2 separate regions of the Mus musculus genome follow, and region 2 is linked to region 1. The links are chromatin loops, found by intact Hi-C in ENCODE. Cell type or tissue: left cerebral cortex. All regions are shown on one strand. Region 1 overlaps Lgr5 (leucine rich repeat containing G protein coupled receptor 5). Region 2 holds the start of Lgr5 (leucine rich repeat containing G protein coupled receptor 5).

What was found. Hi-C counts contacts between places; a loop is a spot of excess contacts. Peaks named below come from ENCODE experiments on the same cell type or tissue, not always from the same donor. Only the 100,000 strongest peaks of a DNase experiment are listed, where the experiment ranks them.
Region 2: it touches region 1 in a loop (2.1-fold over the local background); 5 of 42 quality-filtered maps call a loop at or near these places.

What each region holds. Positions count from the first base shown.
Region 1 is chr10:115,466,297-115,471,296 of GRCm38, reverse strand. Lgr5 (leucine rich repeat containing G protein coupled receptor 5) reads left to right here. Exons shown (of 18, transcript NM_010195.2): 8 at 662-733; 9 at 4,670-4,741; 10 at 4,887-4,955. Among named protein-coding and RNA genes, the nearest start is that of Zfc3h1, 84 kb to the right of the region's middle. In left cerebral cortex, no CTCF peak of the experiment used is centred here; DNase peaks (open chromatin) are centred at 109 and 2,058; H3K4me3 peaks cover 477 bases.
Region 2 is chr10:115,584,583-115,589,582 of GRCm38, reverse strand. Lgr5 (leucine rich repeat containing G protein coupled receptor 5) reads left to right here and starts at 1,803. Exons shown (of 18, transcript NM_010195.2): 1 at 1,803-2,301. The coding sequence starts at 2,090. In left cerebral cortex, a CTCF peak has its summit at 2,046 (motif pointing left); DNase peaks (open chromatin) are centred at 3,180, 3,488, 3,756, 4,252 and 3 more places; H3K4me3 peaks cover 2,437 bases.

The DNA of each region.
Region 1 (5,000 bases):
TTGTGGGTTCCACCTCAGAGAATCACATATGTATCAGCTGGGTAGCGAACTGACAGAGGGAGGCAGCCTTGTCATGCTGCGCATGCGTACAGTCACAGAAAACCCAAAGATCGCTGAATCTGCCTCGCTGTCATTCCGACTACATTTGCCCCAACGGGGAAATCGATTTGTTATTACAGACCCACTAATCCTTTTCCTCTTAAAAAAAAGATTCCTGAAATCTCTACTTCACTGCAGCTGAAGTCAATTTTGCCTTCTCCCAGCCCCTAACTGGGAGTGATCTTAAGCTCTCCGAAGAAGGCTCCCACCGCTCAAGCTGTTAAGCGACAATTCTTTACTGGATATCAACAAAACGATTTTCCTTTTATAGCGTAATATCCTGTTTCCATAAAGCACACTTGGGATTTGCACAGCCTCTCTCCCTCTTTCAAGCCTGGAGCATGGGAGTCCCTTTCCCTCTCTGCGGTAAATGAGGACACACGCAGTTCATGATGCAGGGAGGCGTGACCTGTGCTCTGGTACTAAAGACGCTGATTATGGTTACATATTAGGGCAAAGAGGGCTAGTAAATAACACACACACACACACACACACACACACACACACACACACACACACACACACACACAAGACTTTCTATAACATTTGTCTCTCTTTCTAGAGGATTCCACAGCAACAACATCAGGTCAATACCGGAGCGAGCGTTCGTAGGCAACCCTTCTCTTATCACAATGTAAGTGGCCTTTGCGCTCCGTTTACGTGTCCTTCCTGACATAGAACAGTTTTAAATATGTTGTGCCTTTAAATATAATGCAATTAATGTTATGTGTTCGCCTGCATTTTGTCACAGTCTATGCAGAAATCTATAGAGAAGTGCCAACATTGATATATTTCATCAGGTTTCAACTACACACTGAAATGGTACTGAAGATTGCTCTTTTAGGATCTGTGGTGCCCCTTACCTTACAGATGCTATCACCAGGCTAATCTTACAAGGGCTTTTGCTTACGTATATTTTCTAATGAATAAAACTGATTTTAGAACATCCAATGTGGGCTGCCGAGATGGCTCAGTGGGTAAAAGCACTGACAGCTCCTCTGAAGGTCCTGAGTTCAAATCCCAGCAACCACATGGTGGCTCACAACCACCCATAATGAGATCTTGACGCCCTCTTCTGGTATGTCTGAAGACAGCTACAATGTATACCTATTTATAATATTGAATAAGTCTTTGTGCCAGAGCAAAACTTCGGCCCTAAACTTCAATTCTCAACAACCACATGAAGGCTCACAACCATCTGTACAGCTACAGTGTACTCATATACATAAAATAATAAATAGATCTTTAAAAAACAAACATCCAATGCTAGATCACTTAGTCATTCAAGAATTCAACCCAAGTACTCTAGAAAAATAAATTATTATATACAGAAAGGAAGCTGTTGCAAACAGTTTGTCTCTGGCTTAAACTGCTGCCGTGAGTGTTTAACGGAAGGAATATCGATTTATGTTCACTGCCTGTTTGTTCACAAGCCCTACCCTTGAGTTGAATCTAAACAAAATTATGATGCAATTCTAGAACGGTGGGTTTATTCTAGAAAGGAAAATACAAGGACTCATATAGTATAAAAATAAAATAGATTTATAATCACAGAGTATCAATAATGTTTCACACTCAGCACAGATAGAACATTTATTAGGCATCAACATTAAAAAAAAAGTGTAATTATTTGGTTGGCTCCTAGATAAAAGATGTATGTCCAAGGTAGGTTTAGGGAATCATATTGGCCTTAGTGAGATCTACATAGAGAATGTAAATAAAGGCAACCGTTGTACGGCTTGGCAGGGATTCTTCCTGTGCTAACTTGGTAGAAGAGGCTTTCGGAAACGATGTGTCATTTGTCACAAATGAGCTGCAACCCCCCACTTAGCCTTGACTACTGTGGGGGAGGAGGGTTCGAACACACAAGCAAACAGCACCATTCATCACCTCTGAAATGCGCTGGCAATATTTTGGCAAACTAAAGGCTTTGCATTCTATTGCGGAATAAACATTAGTCCTCATTAGAGAGCATTTGCATACTAAAAGATTAGTGGACTTGGCCCGCTCTTCCTTTCAGCCCACGAGTGGTGTTTAATCAGTCCTTTGGCATGTTAATGAGTCAGGAGGAGCAGCCCTCCCAGCCTTTGGAGCCCTCTCCACTTTCCACAGGGATGCACTTTCTCCCCTCCCTCTGCTCTCCTCACACTGAGTTTCCATCTCTTGTCACCGGCTTCCTTTCCAACCCAACTCAGCCATCTCTGTGTGTGTTTTTGCTCCAAGCCCTGTCATCTGGTGACCCAGCCCTCATTTCTGCCTCTTCGATCTCCAACCCAAAATGCCTTCTTTTTGTTCTTACTTCACCACCTCCTGTTAGCCATGCCTTCTTGCTCTTTACCAGCGCAGAGGCGTCTGGCCTCCCTGTCTCCGCCATCATCAGGGATGCTTGAAGCTGCATCCTCCTTGCTACTCTGTTGCTATGGAACAGACATCCAGGATGCAAGCTCTGTACCCTGACATCCACAGTCTTCCACAGCCAACCTTCCTAACCTACTTCCCCAAAGCTCTCTCTGACAAGGCCATAACCCAGCTAACTAAGCTAGCACAAAGATTCCATCCCCGCACGAGGATGATTGGAATTCTGTCTTTCATATGTGTCTCAAATGGAATTTCATAGATTTTTCTTTTTGCCTGCCCCCCAACAAATGAGAGAGCTGCCTCCAGAGAACCCGGGACCTTTTCACAGTCGTGGTGATATTCTGCAGTAGACATGCAAGCACATGTATTCATACCTTCCCAGTGTGTACATATCTACACATGTGTACCAGTTTAATTATGTGCATATAAGTATATAGTATAGTCAAGGAAGATGTGCTATGAGAATTCCATTTGAAGTCATCAAGCCACTCTTTTTTAAATTCTTTCACTTATTCTTCGAGAAGTCCATGCACATATGCCCTGTATCTTGATCACATGCAACCCAGGTTTCCCCTGCCCCATTGCAGTTCTTTCAATGATTGTCTAATCCCAAGGGAAAGGAAGAGGTGAGTGGTAAGGTGGAGAGCACTCGGGTGTGCTAGGTAACAAACGTGCCAGGGTACTGTGTGAGCCGTCATGCGTGCGTTAGCTTTTCCAGTTGTTAGCCAAAGCCTGTGACCAAGCTCATTACTCTCTAAGCTTAAATTGAGGATCTGGGAGGCTATGAGCTTTCTTGGATAGCTGAGCCTCCATTTTCTCACTGGAGAATGAAGACAGTTGTGTCTATGCCGTCGATCACAGTCGTTGCACAGATCAACTGCTTTGTCAGACAAGAGATGTGCTGTTGCTTGTCTGACTCCAGCTGGTGCCAGGCTTCTGGAAGAATATTTTATCAGTTCCTCTTGAACCTCCATCATTTAGAATGTTTTCCAGTGATAGCTTCTTTATTGAACAAATCTTCAAATCACTGCAATCACTACTTCACAGTTTGAACATGGGTTTGTTGTATTTAATTGAGCTACCCCCATGCCTCAGCTATGAGATCTGTGTAGGGCTCCACTAACAAAGCAGTTCAGCTAAGTTTTGATTACATTAAAAGGTCTATAAAACAAAATGTTCTTAAGTTTTAATGATGTCTCCCGTTTTAGATTCATAACTAATTTAAGAAATTTCTTACACTAGATAAACCCCACTTCTTCTCAGTTATGTGGAGTGCTTTGTAGATGTTATGGTAATTATATTTAATCACAATAAAACCTTCTGTAAATATAGAGATAGTGATAAATGATAGGTAGATAGATAATACATAGATAAATGTGATAGATAGATAATAGACACAAGATAGAAGATAGAAGATAGATAGATAGATAGATAGATAGATAGATAGATAGATAGATAGATAGATAGATAGACTGAATTGCAACTAGAATTATTTCTTTGTTGAGTATTGAAAGTGTTGAGGCAAAGTCTTTATGTGCAGTTAGTTAATTAATGCACTTTTCAACTTCATAACTATTATTCATACAAGCCCTGCTATGCAAATGTTAATTTTTTTGTTTTTATTAATCTTGGAGGGAGGCTTACAAAGTGTGGGTTTCATCATGGCATCTTCACACATTGTTATTTTTCTTTGCTCTAACTCTCCTCCTCCTCTTCCTCCTCTTCCTCCTCTCCCTCCTCCTCCTCCCCCAAAGTCTCTCCCCTTTAAATTTTATATAGTAAAGATTCCTTATGCAAAATCTCAGAAAGCAAACCAATGAGACGGCTCAGTGGGCAGAGGCCCTTTTCTCCCAGCCTAAGAACTTGAGTTAGATGTTGGGAGCCCAGATCCAGAACTTATCCTCTTACACAGAAAGAACTCACTTCCACAAGTTGTCCGCACACTCATACACACTGTGGCAAGCACTGGAGTCCATGCACACACAGAGAAACAAGCAAATGGGTGAAGGAATGAATAAATGATCGATCTTGAAGTGTGAGTGGAGACACTTTCAATGTTCACTTGAAACTGAGTAACCGGGATGTACGGTAACCAGTAAAAAAGAAAAAAAAATCAGTAAAAAAACACAGATTCACATTAGAAGATATGTTGAAATATCTATTCTCTTGACCATCAGCTTTCTTATAACACATTGGTGTTTGGATTTTTCAGACACTTCTATGACAACCCCATCCAATTTGTTGGAGTATCTGCTTTTCAGCATTTGCCTGAACTAAGAACACTGTAAGTGTCTATTCTCTTAAAGCTGCCTCTGCTCAACCTGTAGTATTGCTGAGAAGACCAAATGAGTGCTTTGGGGGAAAAAATGGTAGTAAAAGTGAGCCCTTTCTAGAATCTTCTCCAAATAACAATTACACATTTCTCCTAGGACTTTGAATGGTGCCTCGCACATTACTGAATTTCCTCACTTGACAGGAACTGCCACCCTGGAGAGTCTGTGAGTATTTGAGCAGACCCTTAGCTCCTCCCAGAACACGCATTA
Region 2 (5,000 bases), 120 kb before region 1:
TAAAGTTGATTAAACACTTGAGATAAATGATCCTTGAGTAAAGAAAGGTAACTAAGGTCTAGGACACTGCAGACATCTCCGATTGTATCCCTACAGGTACCCATGCAATCCACAGAAAGAGTGAGAGTCTCCAGTTCCATTTTTTTAAATGGAAGGAAAATAGGTAATGAGTCAGCATTGTCTAAGTGTGGATGGAATGGCTGAAAAAGACAAAAACCAGTGAGAGTGGGCAGAGGACAGGCGCAGTGGGTGTATTGTGAATGAGAGAGGAGGTAAGGGAAAGAACACAGTGAGGGGAATGCATTGGCTTCCCAGAAACCAAGTCTAACTCATGGCATGGTTCTCCATGGAACTACTCTTCCCAGATCCTAGGCTGTGATTTCTTCCCTTAATAAATGAATAAGATGAGAAAGACCATGACTGCGCTCTGCAAGTGTGTGTGTGTGTGTGTGTGTGTGTGTGTGCATGTGTGTGTGTCCGTCCCCCAAACCTTATCAAGGAGAAACACAAACTTACTGAAAACAGGCCTCACCCAACAAAAATCCATACTCGGACTATAGGTTCAAATGAAATAATATAAGTTCATAAATATGCATGTATCCGTATATGGCTATATCAGGCAGGTGAAGAGGCAAGTTTAGGAACCACTCCTAGGACTAAAAGGTGATAAATATGTCACATAAAGGAAAGTCTTCCTGCTTTTAAAATTCAGTTTCTCAGATAAATTCCACTGGACAGACTAAGAATCAAATCTAGGTGGACTTGAATGCCAAAGGGCTACCGGACTTCCTGTGGTCCAGAGGGGAAAGTTGGCAAAGTAGGCTTGGCCTGAAATCCACAGCTGTTCGCTCAGGTGTGGTCGACTTTTACTTCACTGAGGTCTAGTTCCAAAAGGGGGGGAGGGAAAAAGGGAAGAGGAGGGAGGGAGGGTGGGAGGGAGGGAGAGTGAGAGGGAGGGAGAGAAGAATGGAGGGGGGGAGGGAGAACCAAATCTTCAGGTTCTTCTTTCTTCTCATCCTTTTTCCCAGCAGAATTCCCTGTTGGTGTGTAAGAACTTCCTTCTTTCATTAGTGTTCTTCCAAGGTGTCTGAAAGGAGGCCTAGGAGACTCACCTGAGTGGGGTGGCTCTTGGTTTTAAGATCCCTCCACAAGTGAACAGCGTGAGAATATCACCCCCACCCCGAGGCCGCTGCCTTTTTAAAGCCAGTTTGCTTCCCTGGTCCAGGGTGAATTGGGAGGACCCTGGAGTACCAGCTTACTAGTTTTATTTGTTTAGCGATTTCTTTGAGGCTTTGATAGTTGAGCAAGAGGGAGCCAGACAGCGCCCTGATGGAAGGATCAAAAAGGCCACCCATCTTCCCGGGGGACTCCTGCTCTCCTTCTGTGATGCCAATCTTTCGGATCAGATTTTGGTCCTTTTAACAAGCACTGCATGCATCCCCCTAGGTTATCTGACATGGACCAGAGAAAGCCTGTGTTATCTTTCAGTCCCTAAGTGTCCCCTTAGGTTGTTTTGAAGCAAGTCCCCTTTAGCTTTCACATCTCAGTCGCGGGTACCCAGGAACTGTAGAGGATGGGTGCAGGTGGGGGACCCCTGCCGGGCCCGGGACGCTGGGTGCAGGTACCCACCCATTGGAAGCGCCCAGCACTCCCCAAGACCTCAGGCTGCCAGCCGCCCGCGCAGCCGGGTCCAGGGATGGTGGGAGGGAGGAGGGAAAGCGAGGCCGGGCTCGGGGTGCCTGGAAAGCAGGGCTGCGCTGACGTCACTGGGCGCGCAATTTGGCTGGAGCGCTTTAAAAAAGGAGCGTGCGAGCGGAGATGCTGCTGCACACAGCTCAGACCGCCTGCAGCAGCAACAACGCTCACAGCCACTGCGGCGACTTCAGAGAGAGGGCTCCCGAGGCCGGTGGGACCACGATTCTCTGCGCGGTCCCCACGGGGCTACGACCCGGCAGACGCCCATTGGGGTTGCAGACGTCTGGTGAGCTGCAGAAGCCGGTGGAGAAGAGCCCGGAGCGCCTCGGTTCTGCATCAGCCCCGGCGCTGCCCTCTACAGGCTCCCTGCTCTCTGCTCCCAGTCTCGGGCACCATGGACACCTCCTGCGTCCACATGCTCCTGTCCTTGCTGGCGCTGCTGCAGTTGGTGGCCGCCGGCAGCTCACCGGGACCAGATGCGATACCGCGGGGCTGCCCATCACACTGTCACTGTGAGCTGGATGGCAGGATGCTGCTCAGGGTGGACTGCTCGGACCTGGGGCTCTCGGAGCTGCCCTCCAACCTCAGCGTCTTCACCTCCTACCTGTAAGTGACCCCCCCCCCCGCCTCGCTGCGGGCACCGAGCTCAAAAGGGATGGGGTATAGGTGGGAAACCTCGGCTGGGGCTCCCCACAGGCACACGCCTGCTCCGGAGGGGGCAGGCGAGTTTGCCAAGGGCATTCTGACCAGACCTGTTGTGCCTCCAGAGAAAGGCACGTGTCTCTCTCTCTGACAGAGCAGAGCCTAGCTTTCTGTACCCTGGGAGAAGGAGCTTAAAGCGCACTGGGGCAGAGAGCCGGTGCGCAGGCTGCTTTGCAGTGCCGCGCCTGGCAGGACGCAGGACCAGTCCCTCCGAATGTGCGCATTTGTGTGCTGAGTGGGGGTTTGTGCTCAGGGACCTGGGACCCAAGGGCAGGCTGTCCTATTGCTCACAGGCGCGACCTCTGCGTCTGGGCTGAAAAACTTTCCCTGCAAGAGAAACACAACTTCTTCAACCCCCCCCCCGGGGGGGTGCTGCTCTGCACACACCGCCCCCCCCACACACTGGAGTGTGGTGAAATCTCTTTTCTTTTTTTCTTCCTTTTTTTTTTTAAACAAAGTGATTAAAATGTGGCAACCACAAACCCCCGATTAGAGCTGCCAGAACGTTATCTTTACCTTTGGCTGGCCGAACCGCCCTTTGAAGTGCCGCCGGCCACATTGTAATCTTTAACCATCTCCTCCCCCGCCGCAGCTAAGGGAAGTGGGCTGAAGGCAGCCGGGCGGGTAAACAGGGGCGCCGCTGACATCCAAAGGGGGACCTGGAGCTTTCTATCGGCCCCTGGGAATTGTCCTAGCTTTTCTGCTCCTGCTATGGCGTCCAAATCCCCGACCGTGGAACCAAAGCTGCGGTTCCTTAATAATGTGGTCTCTGAGAAGCCCAGGCGGGAGGGTGACAGGTGGTGGGTTAGATGAGGTGACTCAGAAGCGACTCATCTCTGTGGGACCGAGATAAGTACTCCTCCCGACTCTCCTTCAAATCTGAAGCTCGGTTCCTTGGGGCCCAGAGACCAGGGTCAGGCCACCTTGAGGTAACCCGATCTCCTAACTATGAGGTGAAATAAATTTGTGGTCTTTATTTTTTTTAAAATCAAGACATTTCGCCGAGCCCATTCCAAACCCTGTGTTCCCAGTTTCGGCTTTCTCTGATGTTACCTTGGCAGGAGTTGACTGAAATGGTTGTGAGTTCGGTTTTCCCCCCCTCTGGTTAGGAGTTTTGCGGGAAGAAACACCAGGCTTACACAATGTTCCCCTGCTAGGCAGTGAGTGGTTGTTTTGTTTTGTTTTTCTTCTGGAGACAATGAGCAACAGAAAATATCGTTCGACCTGTTTTGATATTGTGACTTAAGAAAGAGACCAGCCTCCTAGGTTTCCGTGTTGGGCACCTCCGTGTTCCGTGAAACTATTCAGGTCACTCTTATTTGACTGGATAGAACATAATTTTTCCCCACCGGGTTTCCCTTCAGTTGAAATCATTACATGCGGTGATAATTTTTTTAGGGATGGAATTCTGCTCTGGGAAACAAGCGTTCTCTCCGAATTTACATTTCCTTCGGAACAGCTGTCTTACCACAGACTTTAATACGCTTCCCTTCCCCCCAGCCTCCCTAGTTTAACCGCTAACTTCAGTAATTCGAGGGATAATGTGTTCTCCAGTTTGTTTCTGAGATCAGCTTGGTGATTTCTCTTTTAGGGACTACGCTATCCCCCACCCCCACCCCCAACGCTGCGGAAATTTGACTATAGACAAGTGCAGTGAGCAGCCCCCCTCACACACATTGCAAACATATCATATAACATATTACAAAATATGCAAACACGTTGACGAAGTGTCCGGCTTACTTTTTTTTTCCTCCCACGTGAAGGAATGAACATTTGTTGGGCTTATGTTACCAAAAGCCTAAAATTCTTTTTTTTTAAACGCGATTTCCCATATACATCAGATGTATCTAATTGCATCCTGCCTTCTCTGTCTCAGAAGTTACTGCCACCTACTGCCACTGCTTTCTGTCCCTCACTATAGACAATCTCTGAAAGTTAGAATTCAATTAGGAAGGATGCTACTTGATGACACTCTGCACCCCGTGTCTAAGGAAAGGGGCTCTCTGTGCCTTCCGTAACATTAAACTCAGAGTGTCTACACTGGTAGGCTCCTCTCAGGGCTCACGTTTCTGGAGAGGTGAGGACTGGATATAGGAAACTGTCCTGTGAAGAACCTGCCTGTCCTTCTTAACGTGATTTCCTGATCCTCCTCCTCCTCCTCCTCCTCCTCCTCCTCCTCCTCCTCCTCCTCCTCCTCCTCCTCCTCCTCCTCCTCGGCACAAAATTCCAGGAGCAGTGGCGGTATGTCCTTCACCCTGGGTTGAAGATTTGTGTTTGACACCTCGAGGGGCTTCTCCGCAGACTTAGGAGTAAGTGACGCCCTCTTTTGGTTCCCCCTAGTATTACCTGAACATTTCTGCGTCGGATGTCAATTCCTAACCGAGCGCTTCTCCACCTTCCTAAGGCTGAGACCCTTTAATATGGTTTCTCGTGCTGTAGCGACCCCCAACCACAAAATTATTTTTGTTGCTACTTCATAACTGCAATTTTGCCACTGTTATGAATCGTAGTGTACATTCTTTCGGAGACAGAGGTTTGCCGGTGGGGCTGCGGCCCACCTGTTGCGAACCACTGTACATGGGGATTTTTTATTTACTCACATT